2 separate regions of the Mus musculus genome follow, and region 1 is linked to region 2. The links are chromatin loops, found by intact Hi-C in ENCODE. Cell type or tissue: gastrocnemius. All regions are shown on one strand. Links, peaks and the distances in the headings refer to the core of each region. The heading gives the core; the rest is flanking DNA. Region 1 holds the start of Cenpu (centromere protein U). Region 2 has its middle 31 kb from the start of Enpp6.

Region 1 (15,298 bases), core at 1-8,000, 400 kb after region 2:
AAAACACTGACCGAAGGTTTCGTAAGTCTCCTCTTCTTCCTCGAGTGCTCCCGGTATGCTTGAGGCATCAGAATTATTAGAAAAGTCAAACACATCCTTGGGCCGGGGCTTTGGACCAGCTTTCTAAAAGTGAATAAAAGCAATCACTGAACCGGCAACTGCTTCACAGTTTAAACCCCGCTCCTAGGGACCGTCTAGCTAGTCCTGCAGCCCGTGGAAACGCCTGGTGCTTCTCGATCCACGGACTACTCTGATGATCGAGAGCTGGGTTGGGTAAACCATCTGAATGGAGACCAGAGAGCAGACATCGTGGCTCTGTGGGCCACTAGCCTTCTGTGGTATTACATACGGAGGCATAGATATTGACGAGACAGGAAGGAATGGACATGGCTGTGTTTCAACAGAACCTGTCTGAGAGTTTCCTATCACTTTCACAGGTCACTCTATGTCAGCTTTTCTTTGTCCTCCCAAGTGCTAGGATTATAAATAGGTGGGAGCCATCATGTCCACCGTACTTAAATCATTTTAGAATGCAACCAAACCAAACCAAACCAACCAAACAAACAAAACCCCCAACATTCTTAGTTCACAGTCTGTACAAAGACAAATAGCAGGCTACATTTGGCCCACAGGGTATCATTTACCTAAATCCTCGATATAGAGGAAGCTATGATCGCCTCCCCAGAAAAAGGACATGTGCCCCAAAGCTCATACGCAGTTTTGAATGCACACCGGGGTGAAGACTCCTTCCTACGGGACAGAGACTAGGGTTTACAGTTCAATCTATTTCAATACACAGATTAAACCCTAAATCCCAAGGAAAGACCAAAAGGAGAAAACCTTCTATGGTAGCTTATAAACTACAAGATACAAGAGAATATTATTACTAACAGATAAGAAAAGTCTGGAAGATATGAAAGATATGCAAATATGTCTGGCAGACAAAACTCAGGGGAAGCCTCACTCATGGAGTGCTATATGGAGAGATGCTAAGAAACTGCAGAAGGCTTGGCTGTCAAGCCAAAGAAGATTCCGTCACCTGCCCTGCAGTTACCTCCCAGAGGGAGGGCCTGAACGCTTCCAGACACTGGCTGGAGAAACCCCTCCAGGCCACAGTGAATTCTAGCTACTGAGCAGTGGTAGGCAGGAGAAAGGCGCCAGATCCCCAGCGGGTATGCCAGGGATGCTCCACAATGCAGGAGCTTTATTCAAGGCTAGCGTCTGCTCAGCAGGGCAGGGAGCCTGCCTGAGAAGGGAGAAAGCCAGGGACAGACAAGAAGGCCAAAAGCGCTCTGAAGGCCTAACCCCGAACCTGAAAAGCAAACTCCCTCCTCACACTAACTTGAAATGGCATTGGATAAGATTTTGAAATTAGCAATCAAGAGTGTTACACAAATACGCTTGCCTTTAACAGGCATTTCCTGAAGAAAAATAAAACCGTATATGAACCAAGAGGAATTCTATAAACTCATATGCAGCTGTTAAAAAAACTAAGTGGAAAAAAAATGACATTTCAAAACATTATAAAGCTTTTACGTGATGTCAAATATCTGAATAAAAATAGAAACTAGACTCAGAAGAAAAGATGGTTCTAAAACGCTAACAAAGTTCCTTTTCTCCAACATTCTGGATAAAACACTTTTTAAAGCTGCTATAAAAAAGTTTGTCAAAGCCAGGCGTGGTGGCACACGGCTTTATTCCCAGCACTTGGGAGGCAGAGGCAGGCAGATTTCTGGGTTCGAGGCCAGCCTGGTCTACAAAGTGAGTTCCAGGATAGCCAGGGCTATACAGAGAAACTCTGTCTCAAAAAAACCAAAAACCAAAAAAAAAGTTTGTCAAGTGTGGAGGTGGAGGCTAAGGTGGTGATGGTGACCCAGCACTCGGAGGCAGATGCAAGTAGATTTCTGTGAGCTCAAGGCCTAGACTGGTCTACAGAGTGAGTTCCAGGACAGCCAGGTCTAATAGAGAAACCTTGTCTCAAATTAAAAAAAAAAAAAAGTAAAATAAAAATAAGAAAGAAAGAAAAGAAACAAAGAAAAGATTTTGTTAAGAGAACTCTCCAAAGTATGATTCCCACAAAATGATAGCTTTGCCTTCAATGGCTTAAGGGGGGGAAAAATCACATTAACAATCTTGCTTACCTGTTTCCTGGAATATGTGCTTCTCAAAGTGTTCTTTGAATGTTTTGCACTATTAAAACACAGATGACAAAATTTTAAAAGTGAATTCAGCAGATATTTTGAGCAACTGGGAAAGCACTGTAAGCTATAATCCTTCCAAGGCGCACCTTTCCAAATTATCCTCATTACTGCTCACCCAGCAGAGCTGAAGCCAGGCAATAAACCACTGGGGAGCAGGGTTGGGGGGGACACCTATCACTTTGTTAACCATCTCAGTTGTGTGTATTAGGCTACAATAGAAAAGACTTATTGCCACCCACACTCCCAGCACAGAATACCGCAGTAATAATCCGAGGGGAGGGGGCTGGGACTCCCCACTTGTAGCCAACTCTCAGACCTGTACTGCCTTTGCTTTGGGATAACCGCAGACTGTGATTCTGAGCTCAGAAAGCTTAAGTGACTTCTGAATGGCACCTCGAAACAGAAGTAGGTGGGACAACCTGGAGGCATAAATTGCCTAGCCTGAACTCTTTTCCATCTGACTCTTTTTTTTTATGATTTGTTTATTTTATGTATAGGAGTACACTGTAGCTGTACAGATGGTTGTGAGCCTGAGCCTTCATGTGGTTGTTGGGAATTGAGCTTTTAGGACCTCTGCTCTGCTCGCTCCGGTCAACTCCACTTGCTCAGTCCCTGCTGGCTCTAGCCCAAAGATTTAGGTATTATTATACACAAGTACATTGTAGCTGTCTTCAGACCCACCAGAATAGGGTGTCAGATCTCATTACGGGTGATTGTGAGCCACCATGTGGTTGCTGGGATTTGAACTCAGGACCTTCAGAAGAGCAGTCAGTGCTTTTACCTGCTGAGCCATCTCACCAGCCCCTCTACCTGTTTCTTGTGTGTGCTCCAAAACCAGAGAAATTCCCTTCTAGCTGTGGGCTGGAGTCCTGGAGCAGTTTCCAAACTCTACAGAAACCTCTTTCTTTCCTAAAGGAAATCTCTACAGTAACCATTTTATATAATCTTTGCTGTATGCATCCGTGTGTTTTAGGAGTGATAATGAACAGATTTCATAAATTCCAAGCCTCAAGATGTTGAAACAACAAAAACCACTGGTTTGGCAGATCAAGTTCTAAGCTCCTTTCCCTTGCTCAAAGGTGGTGGTGGCTCACGCCTTTCATCTCAGCACTTGGGAGGCTGAGGCAGGTGATCTCTAAGTTTATGGCCAGCCTGGTCTACAAGAGTTGAGTTCCAGGACAGCCAGGGCCACACAGAAAAATTCTGTCTCGAAAAACCAAAAAAGGTAAAAGCACAAACCAGCATGCCCTGATAAGCTCCTTTGCCCTTTTTAAATCTTCCTTCCCACTGCTCACCGAATGTGGATTCCCCCACCATCTGTGTCCTGTGGTAGCTACAAGCATCATCTTCCATAGGTAATCCTCCCACGGAAGACTTCCTACGCAGAGGAGACCTTTCTATCCAAATCTCTACCAGGCTTTGGATGCGCGCCAGACACGCCCAGAATATCCTTCGCCAGGAGTTGGTGGCGCTAACCTTTCGGGCCGCTTACTAACTTCTTTTCAGATGCACACCTCTTATATAATGAAAAGATCCATGAAGCACTCTGAATGTCCTTTAGGTATTTAGGCAAGGCCAGCCCAAGCTCTAAACAAGCAGCTGCCTGGTCCCTCGCTAGAGATTTCGTTTGGCTTCCGTGTTTTCTATTACGAAAACAGCTGCGTCTTAGAAATAAAAAGCAATGTCGACAGACCAGAAATGATTACTGTTAAATATTTGCTTGTCACATGAAAGCGACGCTGGTGTCTGAGTTCCCCTACCACACAGCTTGACTCCTGGCTCTAGGATTCGGGGCTGTGGGAATTGAGGCCGGGTCAGCGAGTCTCTGGGACGGGTTGAGCCCATCCTGGGCGGATTTCGGGGCGGCAGCACTTACCCCGGGTTCCCCGAGTATCTCAAACTTCTCCTTGCAGCCATCCTACCGTTCCCAAAGGCAGGGACTCCAAACTCGCGCCTAGCCGGTCTTGCTCTGAACAGCCAATCAGAGCCTAGTCCTCGCTATGCTCCGCCTTTTCCGGGGCGGGGCCAGAGAGCGTCCTGGGCGAGAGCACGATGAAATCCAGGCCTGGAAAACACCCAACAGCGGAGCGGAGTCCAAAGCAACCGGCTTAGCTGCTGCAGGCTGTCTCTCCCGCTCTCGCTCCGTTCCGTAAATTTAGAACTCCCCGGCCTCGTGGGCGGGTAAATGACCCGGAGCTGGTGTGGGTGTGGGTGGACCCGAGCCAGCCGCCAGCGGATCCAAAACTCCAGTGCTTCCGGGCGGGCTGTTAGTTGATGGACTACTGTCAAATCCTTCGCATTGCTAAATGCAGATGCCGCTTTTAGCTCCCTGTAGCAGCTCACTGTTGAACGCGACACGTTATTTGTCCTCCCTTCCAGGTCCTTCGTAAAGCGGGAAGGTCCCTTCTGGATCCATACTCACGATTCTTTTGTTTTTACATTTTTCTTGTGGTACAAAAGAATGAAAAATTGATTTAAAGGGATCAAAGATATAAGAAGTAAAAAAAACGGCCAAACTCAGAAGAAAACTGAATCAAGACGTTGGACTTGGCAATGAATTTTTTTTTAAGATTTATGTGTATCGATGCAAAATGTTATATATTTATTATATATACGCATATGTATGTATATATACACACACACACACGCATATATATATACACATCCGTGGTCCCAGTGGAGGTCAGAGGAGGGCATCAGATACCCTGAAACTGGAGTTACAGATAGTTATGAGGCTGGGAAACTCTGAGGTCTTTGGCAAGAGGCTCCAAATGGCTGAGTCATCTCTCCAGCTCCAACAATGATTTCTTGATTAACCTAAAACACAGTGGTAATGAGAAAGGCCAGAAATGGGGGTGATGGGAGAGATAGATGGTTGTGTAAAAAAGGTGGATGTATTTAAACACTTAAAATGACTGGAATAAAAAGCTGAAATGTCCAATTTTATGTTATAAATTTTATCACAATAAAAATATGAATACAAGCTAGGCAGTGGTGGTGCTTGCCTTTAGTCCTAGAGGCAGAAGCAGGTAGCATGGCCTACAGAGTGAGTTCCAGGACAGCCAGGCCTACACAAAGAAACCCTGTCTCCAACAAAGGGTATTTAACACTGTAAAAATAAAACATAGACACCTATATTACTGAATCAGAACATAAAATGTAACAGTTCTCTCAGACTCTTCCATGAATGGCCCTTTTCACAAACCATACGGTTTTTTTTATTTGTCTTTAGCATTTTTATGCTTTTCAGCCTCGATATGCCTCTGTGTATAATCATTGTATATTTCTATCTCTATAAATAACGTTTGGTAGGTTTTCTGCAAGTATCCTAACCAAAGCCATAATTTTTAAAGTGTCCACATCTGCATGCAGCTGTAGTTCATTCATGCTGCCTTTGGAATTCATTAAGTAACTATTTGCATCGCTTTTATTCCTCTGTGCTATGGGTACATCAATGTTTTCTATTTACTATTCCCGACAGCACATCACCAGGAATTCTTACGCACATCTTCCAGGGCACTTGTCTGTGAGTATCTAGGGTCAGTAGAGATACCATGTAAGATGTAGTCGTGGTCAGCTTTGCATGACACCAGGTTTTGTACATTGTTTTGTGAACTGTAGACTGTTTTCTTTACCCCTCCCTCCACTCTGCCTACTCAGTAAGTTCTAAAGAGTTTCACATCTCCTGTCTACTGAGATGAAACGCTTGTGTTTATGACGTGCGTTTCCCTCAAGGTTATTTCTGTTTCCTCGTCATCGAAAGGTGTGCGTCCTCAATTACCCAGAAACCATCTGGATGACTGCCAGAGGAGGGCAGATCACCTTGTGGGTATTGCAGGAAGTTCCTCATGGATGGGTAGAAACGGGCTTCCTGGAAGCATGGAAAACTGGCATACTATAGAGAGCAGAGGTAACTCCATTTTCTGGGAAGGGAGATGTGGATAAACCTTTTATGCTTTGGAGTTGGGGAAAAAAGAAACCACTCGGGTGCTCAAACAGGAAGGGGACTCCTCCCTCAGTGGAAACGAGCAAAACTCATCCAGATAGGTTTAAATCATTAAAGTTCTGAGTTTGTGTCACGGAGACGTCCAAGGATAGGATGCCTGTCACGCTGCTTTCTCTGTTTGATCCCAAGTTTCTAGAGGTCACTGGAGCTCTGAGGACATTGTCTTGACCTTTCATCAACCTTAACCTCAGGCTGGGTTCTATACCACCACCACTTCCACCACCTCCACCAGAACCAGCACCTGGATTTGCTCTGACCCGGGCACTGTTCTAAGTGTTTAATTTCTATCAGCTCATTGAATGCTCTAAGTAGCCCTCTGTGGTGGGTACCATAACCCCATTTTATGTCTATCAACACTAAGGAACAGCCCCATCAGTAGCTAACAGATCTGCCTGCCTTTTCTTGAGCCAAGGCTCTGGATCAGGTCTGTACCTGGCAGCTATGCTGTGTTTCAGGTTTGAATTCCACCATTCATTCATTCATCCATCCATCCATCCATCCATCCATTCATTCATTCATTCAGTGTGAAAGCCCAGAATCCTCAGGAAGAGGCCCAGCATACATGTGCCTGTCTATGTTGCTCAAGCTTTTTCATAGGCCCTATGCATGCTAGGTAAGCACTCTACAATGGTGTTACCTCCCAGGCCCCCTTTTTGCTTTTAATTTGAAAGGTATTCCCACTTAAGTTGCTCAGGCTGCCTTTGAACTTGTGATCCTCCTGCCTCTGCCTCCTGACTAGCTGGGTTTACAGGCTTGGACCACCAGACCCAGTCAGAGTACTAATTGAAATGCTATTTATAAACAAACAGCTTTTGTGGGCACATAGACATGTCAGCATTAACAATCATGCTACTCAAAGCCAATTCTTGTGGCTGGAGATAGACAGTCTACTCCCTAACCTCCTGGAATCGCATAGGTTCCCCCAGGAACTGGGTGAGACAGACAATTCAAGCCCACTGCTTCCAAAGCTGAGACAGACAATTCAAGCTGGTCACAGGAAAACTAAAATCCTCATCTCCATATTTAAACACCTGGCCTCAGCTTTGCTCCACTCTATGAGGCTATTTTTCTTCAACACCCACAAAGTGCAGTGCATCTCTGGTTGAGGGAGAGAAGAACAGAGGGCAGGAGCTCTTAGGTGATGTCTAGGCTGGTCATGGCATGGTTAAAGCAGGCCAGTGTGTAACACAGACTCCTGGTTAGCTCTAGCTGATTGTATGGGCGAGCCGGCATAGCAATTCAACCTGGAAACATGACTTAAAAGCTTCTATTGGCTGGTTGTGTTGATAATGGAAACCAGAGTACCTGAGCTTCCCAAGAGGTAAAGCCAGAGTACAGCCCAGCTTAGGGTAGGAAGAGAAGGACACTTATCCTTACAGAGGAGCAGAAATGTGGTGCTACAAGGTGACCGATTAGTGGAAGGGTCAGGAGAGGGGAGGAGCCAAGGAGGGTCCAACCTTGAGAAAGGATTCAACCATGAGGAACATCCCATGAAGGGAATGGTGGGCTGTGTTGTAGGGAGGCTGTGTCCAGTGTTTTCTAGTTCACATGGCAGCTGTATTGAGATGTGCCTTGCCCACCACTGCCTACCTTTGGTAAATGTTGACTGACCTCACCAGTCTTGATGTACAGCTCATGGGTAATGAATGAAAGCCCATGTTTGTTGCCAGGGGGAAGGAGATAAGAGTGGAAAGGGGGCTGAGGACCCAGAGGTGGAGACAGCGGTGTTGCCTCAGTCCAGAGTGACCTGGAACAATGGGAGCAGGCTTTAATGACATCTGAGAAGAGATTATTGTAGAATGGGCTGTGGAAGTTTAAATCACATATATTCCTGTTTAGAAAATTGAAGAAAAGGCCATTGCTGTTATAATGCAAAGGGAAGTAAGTCGAGTCTCCTAATGTGTGCTTAGAATCTCAAGCCTTATGCCAGCCTGAGCTACAGAGCAAGGGTATCTCACAAAACAAAGCCAGTCAGGCAAGGTGAGACACACCTTTAATCCCAGCATTTGGGAGGCAGAGGCAGGCGGATTTCTGAGTTCGAGGCCAGCCTGATCTACACAGTGAGTTCCAGGACAGCCAGGGCTACACAGAGAAACCCTGTCTTGAAAAACTAAAACCCACCCCCCCCCCAAAAAAAAGAAAGAAAAAGAAAAGAAAAGAAAAGAAAAGAAAAGAAAAGAAAAGAAAAGAAAAGAAAAGAAAGGGAGGAAGGAAGGCAGGCAGGCAGGCCTAAAAACAACTAAAAGCAAAACAACAAATACCACAAAGCCCCTTGAATGCTTGGAATAAACTGATTGTGTGTGTGTGTCGGGGGGGGGGGGTCCCCATGAAGATTCGTCTTCCCTGTAGAGTAGTTTGATGTATACATTGGTCTGTATCCTGAATTTGTAGCAGACGTTTAAATGGGATTGTTATTTCCCCTTTGGGACTATGAGGACAATAAGAACATGGGGACACTAGGCAGGACACTGAAGGGCAGAAAATGGTTGTCAGATTTTTGCTCAGCAGTGTCCACTAGAGGGCAGAAAAAGAAAAGGGACTGGAGACTTCCAACTGTAACTGGAGACCAGTTAAGATCAAGGACTGATGTTGCTTAACTCTTTCTCCCTTTACATGAATTCTATTCTTCTATAGCTTAGGAAAGGCCTTCCTGTTACTATCCCTTTAAAAGTCTGATCTTTCTTTCATCACACACTCTCGGGAGTGCTCGCATGAGCACACACTCACTCTCTCTCTCTCGCACACACACACATACTTTCATCTCTCTTACACACACACACACACACACACACACACACACATGAAACTTTATTTATAGGGTCTAATATAGCCCATGCTGGCCTTGACCTCACTGCCATAGCTGGAGATGACTTTGAGGTCCTGAGTCTCTGGCCTCTACCATGTCAGGTGCAGAGTCTGGTTTTATACCATGGAAAGGAAGAGAAGACCGCCAAATTTCCTTGTTATTTCCCTTCCTACGGTGCTTCCTCAACATTGAGTAGGCACCAAACTTCCAACCTCACAAATAAAGGTTGTTATCTGTTTCAAACAGACCAACCGCTGACCGACCATCTGTAGCTGTGACATTGCAAAACAAGTTGCAGTCCTTAGGAGAGCCAGGGAGGGAGGGGCACTTGCCCACAGTTGTTCCCTTTAAGAGGCAAGGAAGAGGTGACATTCTGTGTCTTAAAACTGGAGGGCAGAAAGGTGTTTCCAAGATGCCCAACAGTCCGGACCCTAGACACATTCACATGTCACATGCTTACCAATAGCGCCGCTGCCCCCTCCCCCCCAAAACAAAACAAAACAAAATAAAACATTAATCTTACTTGCTATGTAACTAATACTGGCCTACTTTTTCCAGCCCCAACTGGAACCATGCCAGCCCCCATGGCTAAATTAATCAGGCCAGCAGTTTGCAATCTCACGTGTTTCAGATTCCATTCCCAGCACCCTGGAGGGTTGAGAGGGGACTGCGGATGGAACCTTGGTGGGAGAAACTCCACCCAAATCCAGGGTTTCTCTAGCCTCAGAGTAGCCTACTCTCCGGTTTCCGACCACTGTATTATAATCCAAACTGATATAAAAGAATCAAGGAAGTACAAAAAACAGGAGAGGGAGAGGGAAATGAAAGGACAGGACTTTCTTAGGGAAATAAGGAGAGAAAAGCAAAGAAAAGAAGGATGAGAAGAAAATCTCTACAGTAGAGGGGTCTCCACAGTGCTACTGCTAGCTATGGTCAGGACCTCCTGGGTCTTCTGGGTCAGGAGATGTAGTTTACCAAGAAAGCACTGCCTAGCATGCTCGAGGCCCTGGGCTCAATCCCTAGAACTTCAACTTAGTAGGAAACTAAACATTTAACATTTTCAATAACCTTGCTCATTGTGACATGACTTTTGATTAACCCCGAGATTTTGCACAGTCGCAAAGCTGGCCCTGTTCAAATGGTCCCGGGCAGTTTCCCTCAGTCAGTCACTCTTTCTGCAGCCAGACCCACGGGTGCTCATCTGTAAAGCCAACACTGGAAAGGCAGAGGCAGCTAGGGCTCAGTGAGTTCTAGACTAGCCTGTGCTAACAGTGGGTTCTAAGTCATCTAGAGACTCTGCACTGTAAGACCCTGTCTCAAACATAAGCAAGCAAGCAAACAAACAAAACGTACAACCCAACTCTGTTCAGGCGAGGATGTGAACAGCCTCAATGGCCAGAGGTGCCACCAGCAAAGCGTCCAGCAAATGGCTTCCTGGTTGACACATGACACCCTCTTTTTTTCAGTGGTGGCTTCTTCCCCTGCTGTGTTACGCCCCTCATGGCCAGCACCTCACAACCCTTTAACCTTGTTTACTGAGTATAAAAGATCACAATGCCCTCCCTACTCTCCACTGCCCCATACAAGCAGTCCATCCTCTGGGCTTGCAAAACTGTAGCTTTCTTGGAAGAATTGATTCCCACGCTCTGAATAAATAAATAAATAAATAAATAAATAAATAAATGCAATAAATGCCTAGAACATGACTGCCCCTAGGTATGGAGGGGGAGAAAATTTATTGTAGATAAAAGGGAGAGCATTCCAAGAAGACAGGTCTGGAAGTCCAGAGTGAATGTGACCAGACTGACTGGGCCATGTGCGGAGAGGGGAAGGGGAAGGGAAAAGGAGAGGGAGGGGAAACCTGGTGCAGCAGGCAAGAGGCAAAGGTACAAAAAGGGTAGGTAGCTAAAATGTCGGGATTATATAGGGAAGCGCCTCGGGAAGGAAAAGGGCTGGAGAACTCAGGGTAAGAGTGAGGTATGCCACCCATACCCTATAACAAGTAGGGACCTGAGGGATGCTGGGAGAATTTGGAGGCCCCGTCTGCTTTGAATTGTAAAAAAGGCACTTCAGCCCTTTGGGGGTTTGAAACTGAACACAATGTAACTAATGAAGTAGGTGTCTGCCAGGCAAGGATAACGCACAAGGTCTGTGCTGGAAACAGTAGTGTAATGCATTTGGGGAACCGGATGGTCAGCATGGCCCAAGCAGAGCTGACTAAGTGGCAAAAGATGAGGCTGGAGGCAAGTGTAGACAAGTGTCCTCCATTTCTTTACTCCCACAGTACATGCAGAGACTAGCGACAGACATTATCACCCAAGCTCCACAGAACTGTCAGCTCAGCTCCATGCTGGGATTCTGACCGGGGACAAATGGCTGAGGCGTGTATTTTAACTACCGGTGTGGACCTGACCTCCAAGTTCTCCCAGCATCCCTCAGTCCCTAAGAGTTACAGGGAATACCCAGCCCTCTACCCTGAACTTTCCAGCCAAGGGGCTGGGCTTCCCCTCCCTGAAAAACTCTTTCCTATAAAATGCAGACATTTTGGGTCTCTCTCCTCTCTTGTCTCTTTGCAAGTGAGCATCTTTTCTCCTCACTCCTCTCTCCCTCCTCATGGTGACTTCCCTGGCCTTGTTCCTTGGGAGCAGTGAACCTGCGCGAGGGCAACTTCCCAATAAACCTGCCTTTATGTACTCTAACTCGGCTTGAGTTGACTTATCTCACCCGTAAGAATAAGTTTGTTTTGTTTGTTTTGGGTTTTTCGAGACAGGGTCTCCCTGTATAGCCTTGGCTGTCCTGGAACTCACTCTGTAGACCAGGCTGGCCTCAAACTCAGAAATCTGTCTGCCTCTGCCTCCCGAGTGCTGGGATTAAAGGCGTGCGCCACCACGCCCGGCTTCCATAAGAATAAGTTATCACTCCAGACTTCATGCACCAGGGTCTTCATTTCAAGGTCATCAAGTGGTGAGGTCTACTCTACAATCTGAGATGCCCCCATCTGAGGACGTTAGTCAGTTCAGAGTGAAAACTAACCCCCCTTGCTACAGAGTGGGCAACAAAGACCCACAAAGGGGACAAGGTGGGTAGTAGCTAGGGCTGGTGTCATTGTCTTGGCCAAAGATGGCTTCTGCTTTTATCAGGCAGTGGGCATAACAGAGAAAAGCAGCAGCCAGATTTGACAGACAATGGAGAATGTATCAATACCACCTGGTAGGTGGGACTGCCCTGGGCCGGACCTGACTGTTTGCCAAAAAGGTGTGGCTTCTTTATTAGGGAGACTTCCTAGGGCCAAAGAGCTGTCAGGGAGGAGTATCAGTGGTTCTGGGAACCCTGGAGAACCAGAAGCAAAAGCGCTCCTGGTTGGCACACGTTGCCTGAGGCAGAATGTGAGCAAACTGGTTTCTCTCTATGCTTCACACCTGTCCTGTATGCATGGTGCCCACCCACCCCTGTGGCAGGGCACCGCTGCCAGGGCTACTCCCATCACACACAGCCCGCCCCGCCCCCCAGCCCCCCCTTTGCATAGCAGGAAGCCTGCCAGAGTCATCTGGAACCCCAGCAGCCTGGTGGCCGTGAGCAAGGATGAGTCCAATGTGTAAAAATTGGCATTCAGAAGTATTTCCCCTCTCCTGTTAAAACTATCAACACAAACGAGCTGCTAAGAACTCCTATGCAAAATGTACTTGGGGGAGGGGCTCTACTTTAAGCCCAGACCAGAACATTTCACAACTTAAGAACATGATACAGAAACAAACTCCATCTGCCAGGGCTTCTCAGATGGACCGGGAGAGAGCCCGAGAGAGAGCCGGCTCAGCTGGTACGATGATCTCCAAGCAAGCATGAGTTCAATTGCCAGCACCCACATCAAAAGCATGTGGCGTGTGTAATGTGGTGCTTACAATCTCAGTTTGTAGTCCTACAGATCTGGGCTGGTAGAGACTGGTAGATCTCCCCGACTTGCTAGCCAGCCATTCTAATCTACCCAGTGAACCCCAAGTTCCAGTGAGAGACCCTGAGTTTGAGCGCTGGATTCCACATGCATGGGCATACAAGTGACACACATGTACACACACATACACACATAGACATACACATACACACACATATATACATACACACATACATACACATATACACACATATACATACACACATAAATATGAACATATACACACATACACAAATAAATATGAACATATACACATATACACACATACACACACATAAACACACACACACACACACACTTCTTTTGAATAAGTCAAGGTGTAAATGGGTTAAGAATCCAAAGGAAAAAAATCTAGATTGCTTTTTAGACCAAATACATGCATAATTAGTACAGCAGGCCAATTTCCCAAGTGCCCCTACTAAAGAGGCATATAATGGGAACTGGTATGTATTTCAGCGTTCCAGTATGTTAGTCTGGGAAGCAGAGGTGAACTGACAGCCAAGCTGGTGTGGGAAGATGACTCTAGAGTCTCACATTGTGCACAGCCCAGGTTTCTAGCCCATGACAAGCTGGAGCCCACATGGGAAGAACCAACTCTGAACGGAGACCTACAGACCACTCCCCTGCCATCAGACTCCTCTTTCCATAGCAGATGAGGAGGGGGCTGCTGACTGAAGAACAGCAGGGATGCTCCAGGTCTGGGCCATTTAGACCTGTAGCAGTCACCAGCCAGGAGGCTAAGGGATTGTCTTTCCTCCACCCTCTGCTTGGCCACGGGACAGGCCGGTGTGCTCTCTAACTCATCCCACTGTGAAAGGAACCGGAATCCATGGCGTTTACGTTTTCAGGTGACAGTTGTCTCCGATAAAACTGAAAACACTGTTCCCAAAGATCCAGGAATTCAGAAGAGCACGGAGCTGTGACCAGGACACCAGATGTTCAAGGCTCCGGGACTCACACCCTAGAGAGGGACAGCAGGCAGGTGAGACCGGTCCAGAGAGGCCCTCTCGCTGGGCATCTCCACCCTGGACTCATGAGCCATCTGTGTCAGCCTTACGTTCTCATGCAGAATTGGAACCGTTATCCTTAGGAAATAAATCTTCCTACCCAACCACCACAAAGCTGCTGTATGTAGTGCAGGTGGCCTAACCCACGGCCGGTGAGTAATAAATACTCTTAGCCATTTCCTCTGCTTAACTAGGCAGGGTTCTGGTCCCAAGCAGCCGACGTTCCTTCTTCCTAAAAGCATCCTTTTCTTCTTCTCTTTCTTGAATCACTCCCACACATGCCGTTATCTTCTAGTACAGTAGTTCTCACCCTTCCTCTTGCTGTGTGCGACCCTTTAATGCAGTTGTTGTGGTGACCCCAACCATAAAGTTATTTTGTTGCTACTTCGTAACTGTAATTTTGCTGGTTGTGAATTATAAATCGTCGGTACACAGGATATCTGGTTTGTAACCTCTGTGAAAGGGCCATTCAACCCCCAAAGAGGTGAAGACTCACAGGTTGAGAATCATTGACCTAGTAGCTCCCACTTGATGGCAGCTATCACTTGTATATGAAATTGGACCCTTCTCTCTCTCTCTCTCTCTCTCTCTCTCTCTCTCACTTACCTGCATAGGTCTATTCAGCCACCATCTGTTTATCTGATGTCAAAACAAAATAAAACAAAAAGACAAAAAAACAGACATCTACTCTTCCTGCCCTGAAATTTCACCTTAATGCCACCCTGCCCCCTCCCTATTCCTTGCTATCTTTCCTGTAGCCCCACCTCCTTCTTCTGCCTTTCAACAATGTAGGAAGACCTGAGCCTTCATGTCCTTGGTTTTCTTTCTTGGCTTCCAGGGCACACATCGGTCTTCTACCTTCCTTCTCCATAGGCAATTCTCTACCTGCCTGTTTCCTCCCTTAGTTCCCTTTGAAATATCAGGGGCTCCCCAGATCAGCCAGAGACCGCTCTCTGTTTTCCATCTGCCCATCACCCCCAGGTTCTCTGGGATTACTCACAGCTCCAACTCCCTGCGCCAGCTGTGACAACCAGTTCCACATCTGGCTACAGCTCATCTCTATCCTCAATTTTTTAATTAAAGACTCTTCAAGTCAGACAACTTCAAATCAAAGCTCAAAGTCACCGCCCACAGCATCAGTGGTTCTCAACCTGTGGTTCGAGACCCCCCTCCAGGCCAAAGACCCTCCATGGGGGAGTGTTCAGATATTAACATTTCAGTTCATAACAGTTGCAAAATTACAGTCATGAAATAGCAACAAAAATAATTTTATGGTTGGGGGTTATCACACGAGGAACTGTATTAAAGGGTCACAGCATTAGGAAGGCT
Region 2 (16,351 bases), core at 5,677-13,676:
GCTCATTAAAGGTTTCTTAACAGTGCTGTTTCCAGAATGAGTTACACTAATTTTTACTCCCCAAGTGGGCCTGTGTTGCTGATTAGCAAACTAGGTAACTGCGGGAGGCCGAAGCTGGGTTCTCATATTGTTGTGCTTGTGTGTGTGTGCTTGTACGAGTGTGTGTGTGTGTGTGTGTGTGAGAGAGAGAGAGAGAGAGAGAGAGAGAGAGAGAGAGAGAAAGAGAGAGAGATTGTGTGTGTGTGTGAGCATGAGCACATGTGTGTGTGCATGTAAAGTCATACCCGTTTTGTTTTGAGCCTTTTGTGGAGGGTCTTGCTGAAATCTTCCCTAGGTCTGGCCAGTAAGTAGCTGTTTCTTACCACATTCCAAGCTTAATACTGAACGTGGAAAAGTTTACTCGTGGGTTTGACTCAGCTGCATCTGTTTCCATGGAAACCTAGTCTGCTACAGAGATGCAGTTCTATATTCCTACTGCCCAGCCCACCTTTTTCACTAGCGATTTTAAAGCAGCTCTTTGCCTCTCAGAGTATTAACCTCTGGCTAGCAGAATTTTGCGGGTTACAAAACATCCACCAGCTAAGACCTTATGAAGGACCAAATCCAAAATAGTCATTTGATAGGAAGCAATCTCTACACACAGAGAGCCCTTTGCACCTTAAAGACAAACTTGAATTATCTAAGAAAGGTCAAGAATGCGAAAGAAGGGAGTATCTCCAGCCCAGTGATGGTTTCCTCCGGCTCCACAATAAGATTGGGACTGTTTGTCAGTGCCTGCCACAAACTGGAGGGATGCTAGAGAGACACGGGTTATTCCTGAGTTAGGCACTAGGTGTCTACTTCAGACAAAAGTCGTACATGCATTCAGTCTCTTTGGCTTGGACTCCTGAGAGCTCGGTCAAGTAAGGTCACTGTTGTGGCAAAAGTTCATATGTTGATAATTTAATCCCTCAATTCATATGCTAAAACAATTTGGAAGGGGTTCTCCTGTGAGAGAGTTAGGATAAGATAAGGCCTTGAGAATGAGGCCTCCGTGATGATACTAGGTGCCCTTGCAAGAAGAGGGAGCAACTAGAGCCCCGGGCTTCCTGGCCAGCGGAGTTGCCTGACACCCGCAAGGGCCCACACAGGACTCCCCACGGGATCCTAAGACCTTTGGTGAGTGGAACACAGCGCCGGCCCCAATCCAATCACGCGGAACCTGAGACTGCAGTACATAGGGAAGCAGACTGCCCGGGCCTGACCCGGGGCAAAAGCCCCTTCCGCTCCACTCGAGCCCCGGGCTTCCTGGCCAGTGGAGTTGCCTGACACCCGCAAGGGCCCACACAGGATTCTCCACGGGATCCTAAGACCTCTGGTGAGTGGAACACAGCGCCGGCCCCAATCCAATCGCGCGGAACCTGAGACTGCGGTACATAGGGAAGCAGACTGCCCTGGCCTGACCCGGGACAAAAGCCCCTTCCGCTCCACTCGAGCCCAGGGCTTCCTGGCCAGCGGAGTCGCCTGGCACCCGCAAGGGCCCACACAGGATTCCCCACGGGATCCTAAGACCTCTAGTGAGTGGAACACAACTTCTGCCAGGAGTCCAGTTCGAACACCAGATATCTGGGTACCTTCCCTGCAAGAAGAGAGCTTTCCTGCAGAGAATACTCTACCCACTGAAACCAAGGAGAGTGCTACCCTCCCAGGTCTGCTTATAGAGGCTAACAGAGTCACCTGAAGTACAAGCTCTTAATAGAGACAACTATAACAGCTAGCTTCAGAGATTACCAGATGGCGAAAGGCAAACCTAAGAATCCTACTAACAGAAATCAAGACCACTCACCATCATCAGAACGCAGCACTCCCACCCCACCTAGTCCTGGGCACCCCAACACAACCGAAAATCTAGACCCAGACTTAAAAACATTTTTCATGATGATGATAGAGGACATCAAGAAGGACTTTCATAAGTCACTTAAAGAATTACAGGAGAGCACTGCTAAAGAGTTACAGGCCCTTAAAGAAAAGCAGGAAAACACAGCCAAACAGGTAGAAGTCCTTAAAGAAAAACAGGAAAACACATCCAAACAAGTAATATAAATGAACAAAACCATACTAGAACTAAAAAGGGAAGTAGACACAGTAAAGAAAACCCAAAGCGAGGCAACGCTGGAGATAGAAACCCTAGGAAAGAGATCTGGAACCATAGATGCGAGCATCAGCAACAGAATACAAGAAATGGAAGAGAGAATCTCAGGTGCAGAAGATTCCATAGAGAACATCGACACAAGAGTCAAAGAAAATACAAAATGCAAAAGGATCCTAACTCAAAACATCCAGGAAATCCAGGACACAATGAGAAGACCAAACCTACGGATAATAGGAATTGATGAGAATGAAGATTTTCAACTTAAAGGGCCAGCTAATATCTTCAACAAAATAATAGAAGAAAACTTCCCAAACATAAAGAAAGAGATGCCCATGATCATACAAGAAGCCTACAGAACTCCAAATAGACTGGACCAGAAAAGAAATTCCTCCCGACACATAATAATCAGAACAACAAATGCACTAAATAAAGATAGAATATTAAAAGCAGTAAGGGAGAAAGGTCAAGTAACATATAAAGGAAGGCCTATCAGAATTACACCAGACTTTTCACCAGAGACTATGAAAGCCAGAAGAGCCTGGACAGATGTTATACAGACACTAAGAGAACACAAATGCCAGCCCAGGCTACTATACCCGGCCAAACTCTCAATTACCATAGATGGAGAAACCAAAGTATTCCACGACAAAACCAAATTCACACAATATCTTTCCACGAATCCAGCCCTTCAAAGGATAATAACAAAAAAGAAGCAATACAAGGACGGAAATCACGCCCTAGAACAAACAAGAAAGTAATCCCTCAACAAACCAAAAAGAAGACAGCCACAAGAACAGAATGCCAACTCTAACAACAAAAATAAAAGGAAGCAACAATTACTTTTCCTTAATATCTCTTAATATTAATGGACTCAATTCCCCAATAAAAAGACATAGACTAACAGACTGGCTACACAAACAGGACCCAACATTCTGCTGCTTACAGGAAACCCATCTCAGGGAAAAAGACAGACACTACCTCAGAGTGAAAGGCTGGAAAACAATTTTCCAAGCAAATGGTCTGAAGAAACAAGCTGGAGTAGCCATTCTAATATCGGATAAAATCGACTTCCAACCCAAAGTTATCAAAAAGGACAAGGAGGGACACTTCATACTCATCAAAGGTAAAATCCTCCAAGAGGAACTCTCAATTCTGAATATCTACGCTCCAAATGCAAGGGCAGCCACATTCATTAAAGACATTTTAGTAAAGCTCAAAGCACACATTGCACCTCACACAATAATAGTGGGAGACTTCAACACACCACTTTCATCAAGGGACAGATCGTGGAAACAGAAACTAAACAGGGACACAGTGAAACTAACAGAAGTTATGAAACAAATGGACCTAACAGATATCTACAGAACATTCTATCCTAAAACAAAAGGATATACCTTCTTCTCAGCACCTCACGGGACCTTCTCCAAAATTGACCATATAATTGGTCACAAAACAGGCCTCAACAGATACAAAAATATTGAAATTGTCCCATGTATCCTATCAGACCACCATGGCCTAAGACTGATCTTCAATAACAACATAGATAATGGAAAGCCAACATTCACGTGGAAACTGAACAACACTCTGCTCAATGATACCTTGGTCAAGGAAGGAATAAAGAAAGAAATTAAAGACTTTTTAGAGTTTAATGAAAATGAAGCCACAACGTACCCAAACCTTTGGGACACAATGAAAGCATTTCTAAGAGGGAAACTCATAGCTCTGAGTGCCTCCAAGAAGAAACGGGAGAGAGCACATACTAGCAGCTTGACAACACATCTAAAAGCTCTAGAAAAAAAGGAAGCATATTCACCGAAGAGGAGTAGACGGCAGGAAATAATCAAACTCAGGGGTGAAATCAACCAAGTGGAAACAAGAAGAACTATTCAAAGAATTAACCAAACGAGGAGTTGGTTCTTTGAGAAAATCAACAAGATAGATAAACCCTTAGCTAGACTTACTAAAGGGCACAGGGACAAAATCCTAATTAACAAAATCAGAAATGAAAAGGGAGACATAACAACAGATCCTGAAGAAATCCAAAACACCATCAGATCCTTCTACAAAAGGTTATACTCAACAAAACTGGAAAACCTGGACGAAATGGACAAATTTCTGGACAGATACCAGGTACCAAAGTTGAGTCAGGATCAAGTTGACCATCTAAACAGTCCCATATCACCTAAAGAAATAGAAGCCGTTATTAATAGTCTCCCAGCCAAAAAAAGCCCAGGACCAGACGGGTTTAGTGCAGAGTTCTATCAGACCTTCAAAGAAGATCTAATTCCAATTCTGCACAAACTATTTCACAAAATAGAAGTAGAAGGTACTCTACCCAACTCATTTTATGAAGCCACTATTACTCTGCTACCTAAACCACAGAAAGATTCAACAAAGATAGAGAACTTCAGACCAATTTCTCTTATGAATATCGATGCAAAAATCCTCAATAAAATTCTTGCTAACCGAATCCAAGAACATATTAAAGCAATCATCCATCCTGACCAAGTAGGTTTTATTCCAGGAATGCAGGGATGGTTTAATATACGAAAATCTATCAATGTAATCCATTATATAAACAAAATCAAAGACAAAAACCACATGATCATCTCATTAGATGCAGAAAAAGCATTTGACAAGATTCAACACACATTCATGATAAAAGTTTTGGAAAGATCAGGAATTCAAGGCCCATACCTAAACATGATAAAAGCAATCTACAGCAAACCAGTAGCCAACATCAAAGTAAATGGAGAGAAGCTGGAAGCAATCCCACTAAAATCAGGGACTAGACAAGGCTGCCCACTTTCTCCCTACCTTTTCAACATAGTACTTGAAGTATTAGCCAGAGCAATTCGACAACAAAAGGAGATCAAGGGGATACAAATTGGAAAAGAGGAAGTCAAAATATCACTTTTTGCAGATGATATGATAGTATATATAAGTGACCCTAAAAATTCTACCAGAGAACTCCTAAACCTGATAAGCAGCTTCGGTGAAGTAGCTGGATATAAAATAAACTCAAACAAGTCAATGGCCTTTCACTATACAAAGAATAAACAGGCTGAGAAAGAAATTAGGGAAACAACACCCTTCTCAATAGTCAGAAATAGTATAAAATATCTTGGCGTAACGCTAACTAAGGAGGTGAAAGATCTGTATGATAAAAACTTCAAATCTCTGAAGAAAGAAATTAAAGAAGATCTCAGAAGATGGAAAGATCTCCCATGCTCATGGATTGGCAGGATCAACATTGTAAAAATGGCTATCTTGCCAAAAGCAATCTACAGATTCAATGCAATCCCCATCAAAATTCCAACTCAATTCTTCAACGAATTAGAAGGAGCAATTTGCAAATTCATCTGGAATAACAAAAAACCTAGGATAGCAAAAAGTCTTCTCAAGGATAAAAGAACCTCTGGTGGAATCACCATGCCTGACCTAAAGCTTTACTACAGAGCAATTGTGATAAAAACTGCATGGTACTGGTATAGAAACAGACAAGTAGACCAATGGAATAGAATTGAAGACCCAGAAATGAACCCACACACCTATGGTCACTTGATCTTCGACAAGGGAGCTAAAACCATCCAGTGGAAGAAAGACAGCATTTTCAACAATTGGTGCTGGCACAACTGGTTGTTATCATGTAGAAGAATGTGAATCGATCCATACTTATCTCCTTGTACTAAGGTCAAATCTAAGTGGATCAAAGAACTTCACATAAAACCAGAGACACTGAAACTTATAGAGGAGAAAGTGGGGGAAAGCCTTGAAGATATGGGCACAGGGGAAAAATTCCTGAACAGAACAGCAATGGCATGTGCTGTAAGATCGAGAATTGACAAATGGGACCTAATGAAACTCCAAAGTTTCTGCAAGGCAAAAGACACCGTCAATAAGACAAAAAGACCACCAACAGATTGGGAAAGGATCTTTACCTATCCTAAATCAGATAGGGGGCTAATATCCAACATATATAAAGAACTCAAGAAGGTGGACTTCAGAAAATTGAACAACCCCATTAAAAAATGGGGCTCAGAACTGAACAAAGAGTTCTCACCTGAGGAATACCGAATGGCAGAGAAGCACCTGAAAAAATGTTCAACATCCTTAATCATCAGGGAAATGCAAATCAAAACAACCCTGAGATTCCACCTCACACCAGTCAGAATGGCTAAGATCAAAAATTCAGGTGACAGCAGATGCTGGCATGGATGTGGAGAAAGAGGAACACTCCTCCATTGTTGGTGGGATTGCAGGCTTGTACAACCACTCTGGAAATCAGTCTGGCGGTTCCTCAGAAAATTGGACATAGTACTACCGGAGGATCCAGCAATACCTCTCCTCGGCATTTATCCAGAAGATGCCCCAACTGGTAAGAAGGACACATGCTCCACTATGTTCATAGCAGCCTTATTTATAATAGCCAGAAACTGGAAAGAACCCAGATGCCCCTCAACAGAGGAATGGATACAGAAAATGTGGTACATCTACACAATGGAGTACTACTCAGCTATTAAAAAGAATGAATTTATGAAATTCCTAGCCAAATGGATGGACCTGGAGGGCATCATCCTGAGTGAGGTAACACAATCACAAAGGAACTCACACAATATGTACTCACTGATAAGTGGATATTAGCCCCAAACCTAGGATTCCCAAGATATAAGGTACAATTTGCTAAACACATGAAACTCAAGAAGAATGAAGACTGAAGTGTGGACACTATGCCCCTCCTTAGAATTGGGAACAAAACACCCATGGAAGGAGTTACAGAGACAAAGTTTGGAGCTGAGATGAAAGGATGGACCATGTAGAGACTGCCATATCCAGGGATCCACCCCATAATCAGCATCCAAACGCTGACACCATTGCATACCCTAGCAAGATTTTATTGAAAGGACCCAGATGTAGCTGTCTCTTGTGAGACTATGCCGGGGCCTAGCAAACACAGAAGTGGATGCTCACAGTCAGCTAATGGATGGATCACAGGGCTCCCAATGGAGGAGCTAGAGAAAGAACCCAAGGAGCTAAAGGGATCTGCAACCCTATAGGTGGAACAACATTATGAACTAACCAGTATCCCGGAGCTCTTGACTCTAGCTGCATATGTATCAAAAGATGGCCTAGTCGGCCATCACTGGAAAGAGAGGCCCATTGGACAAGTAAACTTTATATGCCCCAGAACAGGGGAACGCCAGGGCCAAAAAGGGGGAGTGGGTGGGTAGGGGAGTGGGGGTGGGTGGGTATGGGGGACTTTTGGGATAGCATTGGAAATGTAAATGAGCTAAATACCTAATAAAAAATGGGGGAAAAAAAAGAAGAGGGAGCGAGATGTGTGCGGACATGCTTGCTTTATCTTGTCATGGGGTACCCTCCCACGCTGTGATGCAAGAAGGCGGCTCTCAGTAGATGCCACCATCTTGATCTTGCACGTCGCAGCCTCTAGAACTTTGAACCAAATAAACATTCTTTCTAGACTAACCAGTCAGTGGTATTGACTTACAGCGTCAGAAAATAAATTAATATTGTATTAGTAACCTTGCATATCTTGCACAAGTATTTTAGCTGTACATATCACATAGATAAATGTTGAAAGAAAACACACCAGAAATATTCATTTCCATCGATAGTGGGGTTGTTGGACGTTCTCATTTACTTAAGTTGCTTTTCTGGTTTTTGCTTGTTTGTTTTAGGTTGTATCCAGGAGTCTAAAGATCTCTCACGAGGGAAGACTATGTATGCTAGATGGGTTGACACAGCTTTGTGGTTCCAATGACAGTGAGGTGTCCAATGGCCTGGCGTTGTTTCTAATGTCCCGAGACAAACATTTTAGTGGTAGCAAAATCAAGGTCAGAATGAAAAACTTGGTGTGCTCTGGAATGCAGAAGAGACCCATGAGAGACTCAGCCATGATTTCAGAGCTCCCAGAAAAGGGTTTAGCATTAACATCCAGGGTCGATGGAGGCAGGGATGTCCCACTGTACCATAGAACATGCTTTAACTATGGAAGTGCCCCGGTAATGTCTCTGTGAAGCTGGGGACTGTGCCGATAATAGGGTGGAGGTTATTGCCAGAGCAGAACCCTTTATATTCAGTCCACCCATTTGTATATTTGACTTTCACACAGTATTCTATTTGAAGATGGACACCATGTCAAAATAGTAAAGTAACACGGATTCTGGCTATACACTAGCTCTCCATCCCTGTGATAAAACACCCAGGATGGCTTATGACCTGAGAGGTTTTATCTTGGCTCATGGGTACAGAGGTTTCATTCTTTCCTTTGTAGGCTCATTTTCTGGAGCTAATGGAAGGGAGCGTATGATGGTAAGAGAGACTCAGTGGAACATAGCTGCTCACTATAGCAATAGAGAAACAAACAAACAAACAAAAACAAACAAGGAAAACATCCGTTGCAGTTCCGGTTCCCCCGTCAATGGGATACCTTGTCCAATATCCTGCTTTCTTCCGGCAAAGACTACAGTATCTTCCAATGGTATCCCCGGTTGGTGACTGTGCTGGTTAGTTCTCTATCAGCTTGACACAAGCTGCCGTAGTCATCTAAGAGGAGAAAATCTCAACTGAGAAAATGCCTCCGTAAGACCTGGCTGTCCGCAAGCATGTTGGGTGTCCTTTGAATTAACAATGGATGGGGGACTAGACTGGTGGTCCTGGGTTCTATGAGCAAACCGGCTGAGCAAGCTATGAGGAGAAGTCAGTGAGCAGCGCCCCTCCACGGCCTCTGCATCAGCTCCTGCCTCCAGGTTCTTGCACAGTTTGAGAATCTGCCTTGGATTCCCTTAATGGACTCTATGACTCAGGACATCTAAGCCAAATAAACCCTTTCTTCCCCCAAGTGGCTTTTGGCTTTTTATGATGGTGTTTCATCACAGCAATAGAAACCCTAAGACAGTGACCAACCCTTGAGCACATGCCACCTTTTGCAACAGTACAACATACATACCATAATATTTAGTCTTTACTAAAGCTAAACAGATGGCCGCCAGCTCTCCTCCTACAGACCCACTTTTCTACCTTTATGGTTGAGATTCAACAAAAAGGCAATGATTGTTTTCAAACATCTTTTTTAAAAAAGATTTATTTATTGTTGATTGATTGATTGATTGATTGATTGATTATAGATACAGTATTCTGTCTGCATGTATGTCTGGATGGCAGAAGAGGGCATCAGATCCCAGTATAGATTATTATGAGTCCCATTTGGTTGCTGGGAATTGAACTCAGGACCTCTCTTGAAGAATAGCCAGTGCTCTTAACCTCTGAACCATCTCTCCAGCCCCTCAAAACTCTTAATATTGCCAAAGAATTAACCCCCAAATCAACCTGCTGGGGAAATCACCAGCTTTCCTTAACATTCTTGCATGCATTGAGCATGGTTGTCTTTAAAACTCTGTGTGATTCTGATGGATGTTTAGATGAAGTCCTTTATTGTGCGTGACGCGTTGTGAGGATGTGTCCCCTCCCCTTGGGGCTATCTCCCAAGCCTCTCCCTCTTTGGAGAAGACCTGTTGTTCCCTCAGCTATCCAAGCAGGCTTGTGCTTGATTTTTAGTCTCATTAGTCCCTCATCCAATCACAGGAGTTGGCTTCTGGGAAAGCCAGAGCTATAATAGGGCTCTTGTGAAAAACCAAGATGTAAAGTCTCTCCTGTCCCCTGTTCCCGTACTCTACCTAGACCTGCAGAATTTCCAGGTACCTGTGCTAACAAGCAAGCGAACAAGCGGAGGCCTTCCAGGTCCAGTTGGCCACACATTGCTACTTAATAGTATACTAGGGTTCCTGACCAAAGGGTGTTCAAGTACAAGTTACCAAAGAGGTGGGGGTCTAAAATAGAAATGTTAAACGGCAACAAGAGAATGGCCACCAGGTGGCGCCATAGTTCCAAAATACAATCTTAATCCCAGCTGTGAAATATCAAAAGGCTTATTGCAGTGATTCTCTTCCCATCTTAGGTTTGTATCGAGCTACTGTCTACAGCTTGCACTGCCACGGTCAGCCAAACCTCTCAAGTTTGTTCATATTACTAACTCAAAGGTAAATTCAGTGGAAATTCAAGGGATGCAGAAGTGGGGAGTGGGGGGTGTAGGGGAGTGTTTAAAGTGTTTTAAACAAAACCAGTGGAGTTAAAAAATGAGTATTTATCTCAGCAACAGAGAGTTTAAATATGTATTTAAAAGCCATTTAACATATGTTCAACATTTAGATGTTAAATATGTACATGCATGGAATATTCTAATATGTAAATAGAACAGAAAATAGATTTATTTATACAAAATTGTATGCTGTATATATTTAAATGTTTGTCTGTTTTCTTCTTTTCTTCTTCTGTCTTCATTGTATCTTTTTAAATTTTTAAAAAAAGATTTATTTATTTATTATATGTAAGTACACTGTAGCTATATTCAGACACTCCAGAAGAGGGCGTCAGATCTTGTTAGGATGGTTGTGAGCCACCATGTGGTTGCTGGGATTTGAACTCAGGACCTTTGGAAGAGGAGCATCAACACCGCCCCATCCCTGCCAAGGTGGGCTCTATTCCCATAACCATCAGCTGGAATCAGTCCTTCACCGTTAACTAGAGCGCAACCCGCCCCCTCCACGCCCCAGGAAGTGCAGCACTGGATAACAAGGAAGAGTGATGAGAAGATGTCAGAGAACACAGAACCATCTAGAACAACTGAGTTAAAACAACATCCATAAAAATTAGAACAACTTTCTGAAATGGAAAATATCTGCCCCCATAATGCCCAAGGCAAATTAATTATAGTTCAAATGAAAGCTGTTTCTTTCAGAAGTGTTTTATTTTCCAAAGTCAATACTGCAACGCTTTTAAAGTTAGAGAGAAATGCAAAATCCGTGGGCTTCAGCCTTTTGACCCACATCAATAACTGCCAGGAGACGCTGGAAGTATATTTAGAACTTTGAACATAACGTGGTGTATGGCATGAAATGTTTACGGGAAGCCAATATTATTGCTTGCATGAGAAAGCAAGGAGACATTATCAGGATTCCTAGAGCTAAGAAAATACTGTCCATACTTCCTTACCCACAAAAGCAGGACACAATTCTTACTAAACAAGACCAGAACAGTTTATGATCACAAGAAGTCATTAGCAATAATTTTAAGTGGACCATAAAAATAAAGACCAAGAATGTGATTTAAATAGTAAATGTACTATGCATAATAAAAAAGCACACACTGATGAAAATCGTATCTCAAATCCTTTATCCAAATAATTTTTTTATTGAAAGTGGATTTTTTTCCCTTCGTACATTTCGATTATGATCCTGAAATTTCACAAGATCCAGAAGTGAAAGTAGATTTTGACAGTAACTAAAACACTCCGGCTTGTTGTCTGAGGTCAGACGGGCCGGTCGGTCACTGGGGGTGAGAATTCTCATGGCAGCAGCTCAGCTACAGGAGTGGAAAGGAACTTCAAAACCATCTTTTCAGAGCTATGTTTCATAAGACACCTGCACATGGCTCTCAAAGTATTTCTTTACATCTTTCTTCCCTTACGCTGGAAGGGCGTAGCACAGCTGGAACTCACAGCCAAAACAGAAATCAGAAATGGAAGCGCTCCACCACACACATTGGCCTTAGCTGACCCACAGGACAGTGCCACCTACATCTTACAATGAAATTGCGTAGTTCAGTAGGTATTTACAAAGATATTTTTTCTGTCTTGTCATCAGAAAGCTTAACAGAAAGGGGCTTTCTGTAATGTAGAAATGTTTTCATAGTTTTAAGGGCTTATGACCACTGTGTCACGAGTATTTATTATAGCAAACAACTTCGTCTCACATTCACTTGTCGCTTTCATAGAACGTGGCTTGTCGTTCAAAACCTACACATAATGTGCAATACCCACTTAGGTCAGGGTGAACCCTATCTTCCTTTATGAGACCAAATAGATAATATGTAACATTCTGTGTTTGATATTGCCCCGAGGAATTCAAACCAGGACAGGGGATATGCAAATGGGCATTCCAATCCAACTTTATGTTTAAAGTTTTCAACTCTTTTTACCCCTTTGTGTCTTTGTGAGTGTGGTTCCTGGGATGTCCCCCATAAGTCGCAGTTTGAATACTTGGTCTCCAGTTAGTTATTCGGGGAGAATTAGGAGACATGGTTTTGTTACTGGGGCCTGGCCTAGAGATTTCAAAGACTCCTGCCATTGCCACCACAGGCTTTATTTATTTATTTATGAATATGCACATAGGCCTTCAGCTAGGCTTGTGACAAGCTCGTGACACAACCTGTTTATGCTATTCAATGTCTGCCATGGTTACCTCTCCTCGTTCCTTATGTCCAACTCCCTCCAAGTCCAGATGAGGAATTTTTTTTGCTCCTGACTCCTTCTGAGAGTTCCCCTCTCTTTGCCAGATATCCCACCTTCTAATCCTTCTTCGTCTCATTGGTCATCAGATATTTATTGACAGGCGATGCTTTTACTCAGTGCAGAAGAGATTCTCATTCCTACATACATGCTGGCAAAACACCAAATGCACATAAAACAAATTTAAAATAAAATGTATAAGGGAGCACAAAAAAGATCTTGGATACCCATAGCAGCCTTGGGCAAAAGATGCTGGAGGAATCACTGGATCCAGTTTCAAGGTATATTACAAAGCCATAGTAGGAAAAAAAAATACTTGGCATGCAGATAAATAGAACAGAATGGAGTACAAGTACAAGCCCATATGACTATAGCCACCTCACTCATGACTAAGGAGATAAAAATATACGCTGGAGAAGAAGACAACAAATACCGCTTGAAAACTGGATGTCAGTGGGCCAAAGAACAAAACTGGATCCCCTTCTTGTCGCCTGTATAAAAGTTAACTCCAAATGGAGCGGGAGCCGCATACAGAACTTCAAATCGATTAAAGAAAGCTGTGTAGACTGCGAGAACGTCTTTCCTAGCTAAACCCTTGACAGAAGACTAAAACAAAACAGACAGCAAACTCAGAGAACCCAAAGAGAGCTGGCAAAGCTAGCTCAGCAGGTAAGGGTGTCTGGCGACAAACCCAGCTGCTCGTGTGGGATCCTGTGGGATCACATTGGAGAGAGAGAACCGACTCTCAGTCTTACAAATCATCTTCTGATTTTCACATGGGTAACACAGAGCAAGCACCATTCGTTAATACTAAATATACAATAAAAGAATAAATAATTGTAAAAAAAAAAAAAGCCAACTAAGCTAAGAGGTCAAAGCAAACAATAAATGGCCAAAGGAAGATCAGTCTCAGAAGATGTAAATAGCCAATCAGCATATGAAAAATATTCAGGCTCCTGCTAGCTGGTTCTACATCAACTTGACACAAGCCATAGCTGTCTAAGAGGAGGGGACCTCAGCTGTAAGAATGGGCTGTAGGCAAACCTGCAGAGCATTTTCCTAATGAGTGATTGATGGGGGTGGCCCCAGCTCATCACATGTGGAGCCATCCCTGGGCTGGTGGTCCTGAGTTCTAAAAGAAAGCAGGCTGAGCAAGGCAGTTAGGAGTACTCCTCCAGGGCCTTTGCCTCAGCTCCTGCCTCCAACCAACAAACGCTGGTGAGGATGTGGACAAAAGGGAGTATGTATACACTGCTGGTGAGGCTGTGAACTAGTCCAGCCTCTAAGGAAACGAGCATGGAGTCTCCTCAACAAACAGGCAAACGATCTACCATACGATCCAGCTATCGCGCTTCTATTTACCAGAATGATGCCAAGTCAACACATTCCAGAGACACTGGCTCCTTCATGCTTGCTGCAGCACTTACAGAACCAGCTTAGGTGTCCACCAAAAGAACAGCATTTAGAAGGGAAGAGTTTGCTTAGACATAAGGACAATGAGATTGTCTTGATTCTGTGGAAATTGAACAACTGAGAATAATTATATTGAGGGAACTAAGCTAGTCTCAGAAAGACAAATATGTTTGTCTCTTACCATAAAGTCACGTGTGTGTGCATATATATATGACATGAATTTAGAGATGAAACTATCAACAAAGAAGGGTAAGTCGAGGTGAGAAGGTCGAAGGCAGGGGAAGATGGGGGATTTGGTTCAGCGCTTGGGGTATACTTCCATGGAAATGTACTGATGTAGCACGGTACCATGTGTAGTCAATATGCACTGTGAACATTGTCTTAAAATCCCGCCAGCCTCACCATAGTTTATGACCCTAAGTGGCAAGCGGGAAATTTTTATACCGTTTCCTTAATCCAGCCAATTGCCCGCCCTGACCTTACTCCTTTGTTCTGCAAGCAGCCCTACAGCTTTTCCATCCTAACTCCTAGCCCAATCACATGGTCTGTTGTTTCACCATGCATTCAGAAGCAGGCGCTGGGACATGGCTCAGTAGCAAGCTTGGCCATGGTTCGTGTGCAAGCATGAGAAGCCGAGCTCAAACCTCTAGCACCCACATAAAAGCCAAGCTGGGCATCAGATGTCTAACTGTCAAATGAAAACCAAATACTGAAAATTTGCAGATTTTTTTTCCTCAGTTGTCAATGTGCACTAATGGATTTTAGTTAACCCACCCAGGCGACACCTAGGACTGCCACTTATGAATGGCACAATAATAATAATAATAATAATAATAATAATAATAACAATGGTACAAACAATAATTAATATAAATAGGCTTTCCTCTTCCCGGCTGGCTGTCAGGCAGGGACCAGTAACCATGGTAACATCCTGAAGCCTTGTGGGAGATTCCTCCAAGCTCTGACCTCTGTACCTCCAGCCCTCCATCTTCTCTTCCACTGCTTTTTGTCTCCTTGACCATCCCATTTCCATGGATTCCTTTGAGCACCGCACACCCTGGAATTGCTCCTGAGAGTCAGGTACACGCCTGCGCCACCCACAGCGTCAGTCCCCTGGGCCAGACAGGGGTCTTTCAGCTTCGCTCCTGTTCTCTCTTCAGTATTTAACCTAGCAGACAGCAAACAGCCAACAGCAGGGATGTGTTTGCGAATGAATGTCTGCACAGATGGATGATGGGAGTTCTGAGTCTGGCTTCCCGGATACGAAGCCATTAAGAGCACATTTCTGGTCCTCGCCAGAACCTCTAGACCCCACAGGTCTCTATCAACAATGAGCAGCCGTTTTCTAGGATCTGTCCCCTCCTCCAACAATAAACAGTCACTGAAATAAAGCAAAAGTAGTCCTTGCAAAGATCTACTTGTGGGTGTAGTTCTTAGTCACTGCTAGTCTAGACTGGCGCGCCAAGAATTCCTGTGATATTTCCTCAGTATCAGATATGCACTGGTGGATTTTAATCAACCTACTCAGAAGTTTTAGGACTAAGAAAACTTCCTTCGAAGTTTTCCAGAGAGAAGTTTCAAGTGTGTCCAGCAACAGGTCTGTTTTCCCTGGCTCCATCCCTGCTCTGGCTGTGGGTAGGTCACGTGAGCCTGCTCCTTGTCCACCTTCTATCCTGAACTGGGTATCTCCTCAGACAACCAAGGACAAAGTAGGCAGGGGCAATGTCGCCCCCACAGTCTTTCATTAGGTCAATGCCGCGAGTATTTTCTGAGCTCAGCTTGGGTACCGCCCCGTAGCACAGAGGAATACCGAGCGGTGCTGTTTAGTCTAGGACCTGTCCTGATCTCTGCCACACAGTTTTACCCTCTTACATCGAAGTCTTTGAAGAGGACCTTGAGGGCAACACACTGTCCTTAATCCATTTCACAGAGGGGGAAACAGAAGCGGAGAGAACTAACCCGCGTCACAAAATTACCAAGTGGAGGGGGAGAGCCAGGGTGTGAACCTAAGTTGCCCTGGCATCAGCTAGGATGTGTAAGATTCACAGAGAACCCCAGGGGAAGGTGAGAGAGCAGATACACGCGCTTAGGATGCAGGCTTTCTCTCTCAGAAGCATCTTCACCACGGACCGCGTCACAGACCCACCTCTCTCACTTGCGGAAATCGTGCATGTTGAAAGATCTGCCAAAGACGTTTTTGCATCTGTGCTTATAGGGAGCACAGAGCAGCATCTGCGTAAGTGAGGTGTTTGGGAGTGGTCTTGGGAACCTCAGTAGAAAGGTTTTCTAGGTCACAGACGACTAAAAATGCAAGAATTTTGGAATTTGACTTGCTTATTAAATCAAGCACTTTCTGAACTTTGCTCCAGAGATAAAGAAATGAATATGTATTAGCTGCTCATTAAATGCTGTTTGCTTGGCTCAAGGATTTTCTAATCCAC

What was found. A loop is a pair of places that touch in the nucleus more often than their neighbours do. Peaks named below come from ENCODE experiments on the same cell type or tissue, not always from the same donor. Only the 100,000 strongest peaks of a DNase experiment are listed, where the experiment ranks them.
Region 1: a loop joins it to region 2, with 4 times the contacts of the local background. A loop is called at or near these places in 19 of 42 quality-filtered maps.

Annotation. Positions count from the first base shown.
Region 1 is chr8:46,540,907-46,556,204 of GRCm38, reverse strand. It overlaps Cenpu (centromere protein U), which reads right to left and starts at 4,136. Exons shown (of 13, transcript NM_027973.4): 1 at 4,078-4,136; 2 at 2,142-2,190; 3 at 12-123. The coding sequence starts at 4,118. In gastrocnemius, for the core only: no CTCF peak of the experiment used is centred there; DNase peaks (open chromatin) are centred at 3,632 and 4,293; H3K4me3 peaks cover 1,717 bases; H3K27ac peaks cover 1,523 bases.
Region 2 is chr8:46,947,300-46,963,650 of GRCm38, reverse strand. It overlaps a transcript of Enpp6 not described here. Among named protein-coding and RNA genes, the nearest start is that of Enpp6, 31 kb to the left of the region's middle. In gastrocnemius, for the core only: CTCF peaks have their summits at 10,001 (motif pointing right) and 10,579 (motif pointing right); a DNase peak (open chromatin) is centred at 10,027; H3K4me3 peaks cover 671 bases; H3K27ac peaks cover 817 bases.